Regions from separate parts of the Homo sapiens genome. Here region 1 is linked to region 2. The links are chromatin contacts, found by Hi-C in ENCODE. All regions are on one chromosome and are shown on one strand. Each heading gives the region's core, a stretch centred on a gene start or an enhancer-like site at or near the end of the contact. The rest is flanking DNA. Distances are from core to core; before and after follow the strand shown.

What was found. A loop is a pair of places that touch in the nucleus more often than their neighbours do. Pooled maps may share reads with other maps.
Region 1: a map of PC-9 shows a loop between it and region 2 (15-fold over the local background). The contact joins two enhancer-like sites. A Hi-C loop is called at or near these places in 2 of 168 maps with a recorded cell type or tissue (PC-3 and PC-9) and 8 of 50 pooled maps.

What each region holds. Positions count from the first base shown.
Region 1 is chr12:92,566,667-92,572,400 of GRCh38, forward strand. All of the region lies in intron 1 of LOC105369905 (a long non-coding RNA gene), which reads left to right. Among named protein-coding and RNA genes, the nearest start is that of LINC02397, 100 kb to the left of the region's middle. RefSeq lists an enhancer at 3,856-3,985. Within about 2 kb of position 3,870, at least 5 of the 41 ENCODE cell types and tissues checked have a DNase peak (open chromatin) inside an H3K27ac peak, as active enhancers do.
Region 2 is chr12:92,078,411-92,084,270 of GRCh38, forward strand. All of the region lies in intron 1 of LINC01619 (long intergenic non-protein coding RNA 1619), which reads right to left. Among named protein-coding and RNA genes, the nearest start is that of LINC01619, 61 kb to the right of the region's middle. RefSeq lists enhancers at 1-474, 1-117. Within about 2 kb of position 2,046, at least 10 of the 41 ENCODE cell types and tissues checked have a DNase peak (open chromatin) inside an H3K27ac peak, as active enhancers do.

The sequences.
Region 1 (5,734 bases), core at 2,620-5,119, 490 kb after region 2:
GTTGCCTGGAAGAACCATTGAGATGCTCAGAAATCTGAAAACTGAAATACCACAGGAGTGGGAGTGAGACATAAAGGCTAAAATGCAGAGGAAATCCATCAAAACTCTACTTATGAAACAGCTGATTTCACCACAATATAAGTTACAACCCCAGTCATGGCATTTGCTTTGCCCTAAAATATCAACAGAAAACCAAATATTCCCATACACTTGGAAAAACTTCTGAGTGTGAGACACTCTAATCAAAATAAACAAGAAAAGCTGATTACAAAATAGAAAGCCATATTATTTAAAAAAACAGACATTTTTGCAGAAATTCCAACACCCTTAGAAAGATTCAAGAATACAGTGCTTTCATTAGACAAGAACTGGATACTATGAAAAATGAACAAACTGAGATTTAAAAGGTTTGATTTTAAAAATATGATTGCCAACATAAAAAAGAGAAATACATTTTAAAAACTCAGAAAAGTCTCCCAGAAGATGAAATAAAAATAGACAAAAAGATCAAACCAGTCATGAAGTCTTTGCCCATGCCTATGTCCTGAATGAAAAGCAATGGCAACAAAAGCCAAAATTGACAAATGGGATCTAATTAAAGAGCTTCTGCACAGCAAAAGAAACTATCATCAGAGTGAACAAGCAACCTACAGAATGGGAGAAAATTTTTGCAATCTTTCCATCTGACAAAGGGCTAATATCCAGAATCTACAAAGAACTTAAACAAATTTCAAAAAAAAAAAAATCAAAAAGTGGGTGAAGGATGTAAACAGACACTTCTCAAAAGGATATTAAGGTGGCCAACAAATATATGAAAAAAAGCTCATCATCACTGGTCACTGGATAAATGCAAATCAAAACCACAATGAAATACCATCTCACAACAGTTAGAATGGCGATCATTAAAAAGTCAGGAAACAACAGATGGTAGAGAGGATGAGGAGAAATAGGAACGCTTTTACACTGTTGGTGGAAGTGTAAATTAGTTCAACCATTGTGGAAGACAGTGTGGCGATTCCTCAAGGATCTAGAACTAGAAATACCATTTGACCCAGCAATCCCATTACTGGGTATATATCCAAAGGATTATAAATTATTCTATTAAGACACATGCACACATATGTTTATTGAGGCACTATTCACAATAGCAAAGACTTGGAACCAACCCAAATGCCCATCAATGATAGACTGGATAAAGAAAATGTTTCACATATGCACCATGGAATACTATGCAGCCATAAAAAACGATGAGTTCATGTCCTCTACAGGGACATGGATGAAGCTGGAAACCATCATTCTCAGCAAACTAACACGGGAACAGAAAACCAAATACCACATGTTCTCATTCATAAGTGGGAGGTGAACAATGAGAACACATGGACATAGGGTGGGGAACATCACACACCAGAGCCTGTCGGGGGGTGGGGGTCTGGGGGAGGGATAGCATTAGGAGAAATACCTAATGTAGAGGACACGTTGATGGGTGCAGCCAACCGCCATGGCATGTGTATACCTATGTAACAAACCTGCACGTTCTGCCCGTGTATCCTAGAACTTAAAATATTTTTTAAAAAATAGATAATATTGGTTACTATTTTACTGTTAAAGATCAAACCAGGAAGACTAACAGATAATTAGTAGGAATTATGAAAAATAAGTAACAAAACGGGAGGAAAGCAAATTGCTAATTTGAATGATAAAAGAGATTCTGTTCAATTGAAAGCCTTAAGATTTCAGATGGGAAGAGCCCACCAGTGGCTGTAAAATGACTTCTACCACGTGATCACGGCTCAAAGGAAAAAGCAGAAAGGAAAAGCAGATCATATCATCTGCAAAAGAATGAGAATCAAGCTGGCATTAAATTTCACATTAGCAATACTAAATGCTCAGGAAAAAGGAATAATGCCTTTAAAATTCTGAGGAAAACATATTTTTAAACTATATTCTCTATACCTAATTAAATTACTATACAGGTGTGAACATAGATCACATTTGCATGTACTGATTTTCACACATTCAAAGAATCAGAAAAGCTGCATCTCACATACAGTTTCTTAGGAATTGTGTTGAGTGTGTCTTTCAATAAAAGGCTGGAGTTCCACAAATGAGGAAAGCAGCCCAACAAAGAAGAGACAGTTGTATAGGAGGCCTAGACAACAAGTACAGACAAGAGTAACAGGATGAAGCACTCTTCCCTGAAGTAGCTTCAGAAGAAGGAAGTTTCTGGAAAAATTTTAACCAAATCTCTGATGCAATGGACAAAAAAGTTGGGCACGTAATAAAGGCAAATAGTACTTTTAAAAAGCCAGTTAGCAACTTCAGAAAAATTAAAAGCTGTACAAGACAGGAAATATAACAGCACACTTCTTGACACTGTGATAAACAATACTGTTTTGAGTCCCCGTGTAAACACTATTCATTGATTTACAAAGTTACAGACAAAGATGATGGAATTACAATTAGAGAGCAGAAGGCAAATCTTACTAATCTCAACATCATGTAGGAACAGCAAAAACGGAGGGAAGCAAATTGTTAATGTGAATGATAGAGGAGAGTTTGTATAGCTGAAATACAAGATTTCAGATCAGAAGAGCTCGCCAGTGGCTGTAAGAAGACTTCCATCTAGGATCATGACTTCAAGAAAAAAGCAGAAAGGAAAAGCAGGTTATCTGCCAAAGAATGAGGATCAAGCTGGCATTAAATTTCACATCAGCAATACTAGATGCTCAAGAAAAAGGAAGAATGCCTTTTTATTGGGAGATGGAAGTGGAAGAAAAGGACTGAAAAGATGAGGACTCACAATAAATTGCTTACTGTTAAAGGAACAAATGTTTTCCTTACATAACCAATAAAGGTCTAAAATAGAAATATGACTAACGGGAGATATTGAGTGACTTAAGTTACATTCTCATCTGTCAGTGTAGGAAAACAAATATCATATATAAAACTAATAACTCAAGAGTTATCAATGTAAGCATATTATTCAGAGATAGAGAGGTTACTAACCAAAAAATGCTATAAAAATTAAAAGTTACATGTGTGGAGAGACATTGAGGATAAGAGGAGTGGGACAGGAATGATTACTCTTCAGCTGGAGTGCTTTTGTCTTTTGTTATTGTTGTTATATGGAATTTTCTCTTTTTGATAAAATTTTTAAATGGTTAATATAAAAACTCAAGTATACAAATGTTACTAAGACATGTGCAATCCACTATTAGACACAGTTGATCAAATTTATGTAAAACTTAAGCGACAAAGTATTCTTCTACAATATATTTAATGCTGAACATGATTTCAGGACAGGGAGATGCTCACTTTATTTTGATAAACAGCCATTAATTCTCTAATGTTCAAACCCAACAAGATGTAGAGTGTTCTCCAGTATCGCCTTCCATTTGGAGACATCTGTGCTCATTGATCTACAAAGGGCAGGGAATGCCTGATTATTTTATTATGTCATTTGCTACTACAGGAATTATTCATGATCATTTACCAGCAAGCTGAGAACACGTGGGGCTGATATCTTGATTCAGAACACCAAGCCTAAAAGGGATACAAGTACTTAGTAAATTTAGAAGCCGATTCCACTCTACCACCAGCACCCCCTTCATCTTACCTTTAAACACATGCATTTATCACCATCTACCTTTAAACACATGCATTTATCACCAGAAACTGTATGTGCATTTTGCAAAGAATGTCCTTTTGTGCAGCAGAGAACAAAGGGATTTTTCTGCAAAACGATACTGAAACCTGATCACTGATGCATACTCTCTTGCCAGCATCTTGCCTATTGAATATCATCCCAGCCTATTATTCCCATATTGTTCTCTTTGGAAAACAAAAAGATGAGGAGTCCATTTAAAGTGCTCAAACAGCACCCTCTGCTGGTTGAGTTTAAGCTGAAGATTTGATGTGTAGCAGGGCTTAGTGACACATGGCAGAAAGAAGAAAAGAAAGCAAGGGAAAAACTGTAGACCAGGATGCATAAGGCAAACATAAATAGAACTCCATCAGTAATTTTGGTTACATATAAGGAAACGGATATTTTAGGCATCATAGCACATATATAGTGCAAAGACACTGTATTAATTCCTAATAGAATACTCCGTTCTTACAAAAAGAATATATTGAGCGACTTTGCATATTACCTTCAAGTTCTTTACTTTACAAAATAATTCACAAATTCCCCCAGTGAGTTCCTCTAGTGCTCTGAATATGTGGCATGACTTACACTCTATCTTTGGGTAACATATTAACTGTGCAAAACTAACTGCAAACTGTTTCTTAGGTCACAGACCAGGGCTCTTCATGATACCAGAGATACCTGCACTTACGTGACGTGTTTTTAAGTGTTTAGGAAACATTCAAAATTAATTTTTAATGTCTTGCTAATATGTAAGAAACAAGGGTTTGGAGATGGCAAGATTAATTTCTCCAACAAAGAAAAAAATGAGTAGCATATGTTCTCCAGGGCAGGGGATCTGGAGATCTGTTTTGCTTAATATAGTATAAATTCTTAATATATTGAGTAGCAATTAAAAACAAGTGCAGTCTTACATTTTAGAAGAGTGGAGCTAGGATTTTTTTATATCTTTGACTAAAAATCAATTAGATATTCAGCTCTCCCTGCTTGCCCAGGGAGTGGAGTTCACTTCCCATTCTCACTAAGCGTTGGTAGCAGAGAAAACAGTCAACAGATTTTAGACAGTTACATAGTGAGACACCCTACGGGCCTTTATTCTGTTTCCTCCAAAGTAAGAGCAGGGGAAATTTAAATGTCCACAGTCACCAAGCCATAAAGTACATGAACGGCACACACTGAGTTTGAGGAAAAGCACGTGATCCTCTTGGTCTATCTTTAATTTTTGGTGGAGACAACAATATCAAGAAACAATTATCCACTATAAGAAAAGCAACAGTGCAAATATGATGATAAACGATAACTGAAGCCTTGCTTTGATGTTAGGGAGAAAATTAGGAGTAGGAAGACTGATGAAATGGAGAGTGTGTGCCTCACTTAAACTGGCCAGATACCGCCAGATGCGGTAGCTCATGTCTGTAATCCCAGCAATTTGGGAGGCTGAGGTGGGCGGATCACTTGAGGTCAGGAGATCAAGACTATCTTGGCTAACACGGTGAAACCTCATCTCTACTAAAAATACAAAAAATTAGCTGGGCGTGGTGGCATATGCCTGTAGTCTCAGCTACTCAAGAGGCTGAGGCAGGAGAATCGCTTGAACCCGAGAGGCAGAGGTTGCAGTGAGCCGAGATCACGCCACTGTACTCCAGCCTGGCAACAGAGTGAGACTCCGTCGCAAAACCAAAACAAACAACCAAAAAAACTGGCCAGATACTTAGCACTTGTCATTGCAGCCATGAAGCCCACAGGGACCAGGGTTGCCACATCATTTGATGATTCAAGAGGAGCTTGAAATCAGAATATTTACTCTTTGGGGCTCAAATCTTCACAAAAGAGTCTGTGAGCCAAAACAGAAAAATATTTACAAACTAAATTTATCCCATGGGCCAGCAGTGTCCAACTACCACAGACTCAAAGTTCTTTCCTTCTGCCTCAGGGCCTTTGTACATGCTCATCATTCTTCCAGTAATTTTCTTCTCTCATTCCCCCTGCCTTCCTCCTAGTTAACTACACTCATCCCTCTGATATTGACTCAATTGCCACTGCCTCCAGGAAGTCTTTTCTGATCGCTAGATTAGGTTAGGCCTCCTT
Region 2 (5,860 bases), core at 796-3,295:
TATTCCTTCTTGTGAAGATATCTTGGGACTTTGCCCAACTGACTCCGTGCTCACACTTCATTGTTTTGTCCTCTCTTCTTTCTCATTCAGGAGCTCTCTTGGGAATAGAAGATTTCATGTGGGATGAAGAGAAACACAAATGTAATAGAAAAACAAAACTGGGAAAGGAAAAAAATGTTTTTGAGTGAAACTATGAAGTGACTATAGGTTGATTCATCAGTAGAAACATATGGAAACACTTATCTCAAAATTCAGTAGTTATGAAACTTGAAACCCGCTTCAATATTTTATTCAGAGTTATGTATTTGACCTTCAGGAATTCCATGTTAAGTTTCTGCTCAAAGACCAAGGAAACATCTAATTGATTGATCAAAAGGTTCATAATTAGATCCATTTTTTTCCTGAATCCATATTGGAGAAACAAGAAATAGATGACCTAAAAAAAATCCTTGAGTGGATGTCTCACCAGCCAGGAAAATTCCAAATAAAGTTTGCTTTGTGTCCAAGGGCTGAAATGAGGTGACTGTAATAGAAGTGATAGCAGGGAGCAGGTTGCTATTCTGACCTTGGTCTGCTCAGACTGCTGTAAGCATGGCCATCATTATACAGAAGGTCCAGTCACATCACGTGGGCAGAAACTAGACATTAACTTCAAGTTTTCTTTCCAGTTTTTATTTCTAATATGCCATTCTTCTCCTGGTATAATGACATAATAGCACATGAATGGACTTTACTTGGCAAACCAATGATTCCAAAAATTATTTTCAAAAGTTACACAGTAACCATAACCACAGTGTTCCATCACCAGGACAATATAACTTCAAGTCTCTTTGGCAACTCCATGAGGGGAGGGGGAGGATGAAGGAGTAATCACCTTGTTCTGCAGTTTCCTAGTCAGGCACCTAATATTCTCATTCTACTCAGTCTGTCTGTCTCTCATTCTCTCTCTCTCTCTCTCTCTCTGTCTCCTCTCTCCTCTTCCTCTCTGATCAAATGAGTTACTCTTGCCTCCTCTAAGGTCTTTAGATTCTGTTGCGATCAGAAAACAGGCTTTGGAATCTCTGCTTCAGTACCTTCATCTGAATATTAAAAAAAGGAGCAAAGTACCAACTGTCAGCCTATGTTTATAAAGCAAACTATCTGAGAAAATAATAGAAGTTTATTGACATAGACAAAACAGGCTACATATAGTGGCTCTGATATATTAAATATTTTTATAGTGTACTCATATTTAAACATAGTCAACCAAAAGCCAAAGGTCTTATTAATTAAGCAAAAATCAGAAAGCATATTATTAAATTTTAGTGTGACAAACACCATAACACAGGAAGGTACCACAGGGATGAGATTCAGAGGATTAATTGGGCAAAGAGATCTAGAAATAAACTTTATTTATTTATTTATTTATTTATTTATTTTGAGATGGAGGCTTGCTCTGTCGCCCAGGCTGGAGTGCAGTGGCGCGATCTTGTCTCACTGCAACATCTGCCTCTCAGGTTCAAGCAATTCTCCTGCCTCGGCCTCCCGAGTAGCTGGGACTACAGGCGTGAACCACCACATCTGGCTAATTTTTGTATTTTTAATAGGGACAGGGTTTCACCATGTTGGCCAAGCTGGTCTCGAACTCCTGACCTCGTGATCTGCCCCCCTCAGCCTCCCAAAGTGCTGGGATTACAGGCGTGAGTCACCGTGCCCAGCAGAAACAAACTTCTTTATGGAAATAAAATTGAAAAGAGAACATTGCCAAATAAAAAATGTTTGCACCACACACTTGTTACAAACAGCCAAGATGTTATTCAAGACTATTGCAAAAGAGGAGAGGGATTGAACTCAACTCCTAATTATTGCAAAGACAGCTGGAGATTTATACCCAATGAGGAGAGTGAGGAGGTCAGTGGATCAACAATTGGTAAGGATGAGAGATTCTTGAAGGACTTAGCAGGATTATTTGCAAAAATGGGGCTCAACAGGCCAAATTAGAAGCCTAGACGAGAAGAAGTTTCAAAGGACCCTGACTAAAGTTGGCACAGAAGAGAGTCTTTGTCACTGTGCAGGTGATGGATAGAAACAGAAACTAAAAGCCACTGTACTACACAAAGTTGGAGAAAATTCTCTTTGTGGTTTATTGAGTTTAGGGAGATAAAAAGCACCCTGGTGAAAGGAACCTGCCCACCACATAGCCTGGGGCCTCCTAGAGTATTTAGAATGGAGCATGACATTCTAAGGACATCGGGAAGTGTTTACTGAGAAACCTGAGTGAAAGTATGTCTGAGTCACATGCGACAGCAATCATGAAGTCAGGAATTTATGGAACTCTTAGTTCATCCACTCAACATTCACTCAGCAAGTATTTATGGAGAGCCCAAACGTATTTATGGAGAGCCTATTATGTTGCAAGCACTGTCTTAGGTGCTTAAGATATAGCAATGAAAATAACAGAAAGAAAATTGTTCTCAGGGAGCACATATTCATATGGGAGGGAAGAGACAATTTTAAAACACAACAAATAAATAAAACAGGCAGTTAAATGAATGACATGGAGAGAAATTGGTAGCGTGGGGGTGTGGTGTAATTTAAATAGGGTGGTGAGATCTCAGTAAGAAGGTCACATCTGCATAAAGACCTAAATGAAATTAAGGAGTGAACCCAGTGGATATTGAGGGAAGACGTTAATAGAAGCAGTTGGCTGCTTTGTGAACGAATCACTGAGTTAGGGTATAGGCTGTGACTAACTGCCCATCTTCCTTTCTTCCTTCCCTGGCTCTCTTCTACTCATCCCTCAGGTTTTGACTTAAAAACTTCTCCTTTGGAAGCATTCTCTGTTTTCTTCTTGTCTAGATTATGAACACTTTTCTGTATCCCCACAGCATTCTACTTCCTCTATCAAAATAGTTATCACACTTCATCATATACATTTCTTTCCATATTACTCTATAAAGACTAAGAAAACCTTCTTGTGCCACTCAAAATTATGTCTCTGATATCCAGCACAAAGCAGGAGGCAGAATTACGTTGGGAATCAGACTATCTGGGATTTATATAGTGGCTGTAACACTTTCTTAATACGTGCCTGTGGGCAAGTTACTTGGCCTTTCTGTGCCTCAGTTTCCTCATTTTTAACAATGGGAGTACAGATCTAGCAAGTGCCTGACACAGCGTAGATGCTTGATATAGGAATCTAACAATTGCTACTTCCTCCAGAAACATTTCAGTCCACAGGGAGCATTGCTTTCTGTGAAGTTCAAAGAAAGTGTGGCCCAGTGAAATGAACATGAGTTTTAGATTCAGATAAAGCTGAGTCAGTTTGAATACTCATATCCAATATTTTGTAATTATATAAATGGGTATAAAAATCTTTATTTCAACAGTTTGTTGAGGATTAAAAAGAGACAACACACACAGGGGCCTAGCATACAGCAGGTACTCAACAGACGCTTATTCTGCCATCATCATTACTCATATTTATCTGTTATTATCCTTCATTTGCACTTCACTGTCTGATATCTTATAAGCATCTCTTGTGGAGTCATTTAACTTTTCCTTAGGCCCAAACTCTGGCTTCCCCAGTAGAGTGTAAGTTATTTGGGGTAGAACTATATGTTTCACTTCTCAGAGATTCTCATAATGCCTTGCACAAGACCATTCCCAGAGTAGGCACTCAATATGAATTGAATGAATAATAAATAGGAGAAAGAGAGCGAGAAAGAGAGGAAGAGAGGTTTTGATAAGTCAAGGGTTGTATGAAGAATAGACCTAGGAATGGTTCATGGAAATCAATGTAAATGACTCTTGCAAATGAGCAGACTGAAATATATTTAGAGCTCCCTTAGGGGAAAAAATTTCATTTCCATTCCTAGGATAGATATTTATCTGTTCAGAATCATTCAGATATAGTCCTGCCTGAAGAAAGAGGTAACCTCTCAAATTCTTTCTTGACCTATTATATATATTCTCTCTCTCTCTCTCCCTATTTCTGTGTGTGTATGAGTGTTTTTAAAATCAATGTATCAATAATTTTAGACAGAGAGAAGACAACATGATTGTCTGAATGAGATGCATATTTTTCCACAGGGTACAAATAAAATATTCCAAGAGATAACACAGTTAGATTTCAAAGTATTACTAAGAAGAACTAGCTATGTTTTTATTAGTTGAAAGAATCTCACTGCAAATAAACCAATCTGCTATTTTAATGCTAAACAGAAAAACTTTGAATTATGCAAAAAAATAATGCACAGCTTCTGATGATTATAAAATGCATTACTAAAGGCTATGATGCATCATTTATAGGCTACTATTGGAAATCTGAGCTCTGAGAGATGATTAGTTTAAATAACTGAAAGGGAAAGTGACTTGGCATATGAGGAAAGATAACTATTTCACAAAATAAGCCCACCAAATTTGAGACAATGAATTAAACAACTTACAAATCTGCTCAACAAAAGCATAGGTAAAAAGAAAGATCTATGAATCCTTTTATCAATTGCTTCTTAAGTATTTATTTATTTTTAATTAATTTAATTTTGTCACTCTGTCTTCCAGGCTGAGTGCAGTGGTGTGATCATAGCTCACTGCAGCCTCAGCCTCCTGGGTTCAAGCGATCCTCCCACCTCAGCCTCCCGAGTAGAGGGACTACAGGCACGTACCACCACACCCAGCTAATTTTTTATTTTTTATAGGCGAGGTCTCTCTATGTTGCCCAGGTTTGTCTCCAACTCCTGGACTCAAGCAATTCCCCTGCCTCGGCCTCCCAAAGTGCTGGGATTACAGGCGTAAGCCACCGTGCTTGGCATCTCCTTAAATATTTAAATACAGTGGTGTCTCTCACTCTCAGAACCAAGGACTGTTGGAATATCCAGAGACATCGTTTCAGAGGTCATGAATTTTGTAAATTTTTTTATTTTTATTTTTGCATGTTAACAATATATTTTTTAAATCTTGTATAGTTTAACAACAAAACTGTATTAGTTTTCTATTACTGCTATAACAAAGTACCACAAACTTAGTGGGTTAAAACAACAAAATTTGTTATCTTACAGTTCTGGAAGTCAGACACCTGACACAGTTTTCATTGGACTAAAATCAAGGTGTCAGCTAGCCTGGGCTTTTTCTGGAGGCTCTAGAGGAGAAACCATTCTTGCCTTTGCAGCTTCTAGAGGGTAGCCGCATTCCTTGGCCTGCAGCCTTCTTCTTCCTTCTTCAAAGCCAGTGATGAAGCACGTGTCTGAGTCTGCTACCATCGTCACATCTCTTTCTCTGACTAAAGACTGGAAAGATTCTCCAAGTATAAGAATTCAGATTATTAGATTGGGGCCACCTGAATAATCTCCCTGTTTCAAGATCCTTAAACATAGTCACTTCTGCAAAGTTCCATTTGCCATGTAAGGCAACATGTTTATAGATTAGAATATAGATGTCTTTGGGGAGCCATTATTGTGCAAAACACAAGAACTCTTACCACTTACAATTGGAACAAAAAAGCAGTTTCTTAGAATAATACTTTAGCTTTATAAATCAGCATTTTTCAAATTGGAGTCAGTAGACATGCGATCTTGAATACCTATGATATTTTTAAGATGTTTCTTTATTTGAGGAACACAGACATTTAGTTTTTTCTATTAGTTCTAGACCTGTTGTCTAATCAGAGATAAGATTCCTATAGGAAACAGTTAATTTTTTTCAGCTCTATCACCAAAGACCTCATCTGATAGGGATGCCATCTTGCAAATATATACTTTGGGTTCAAGAGGGTCTATGGTAAAGGGTACATAGCATTATACACAATGTATTCTCATTTCTGGAAAACCAACTCAATAATCGTTTTTTACTCCAGTGTATCAGTATCATCATTACCTGGTAG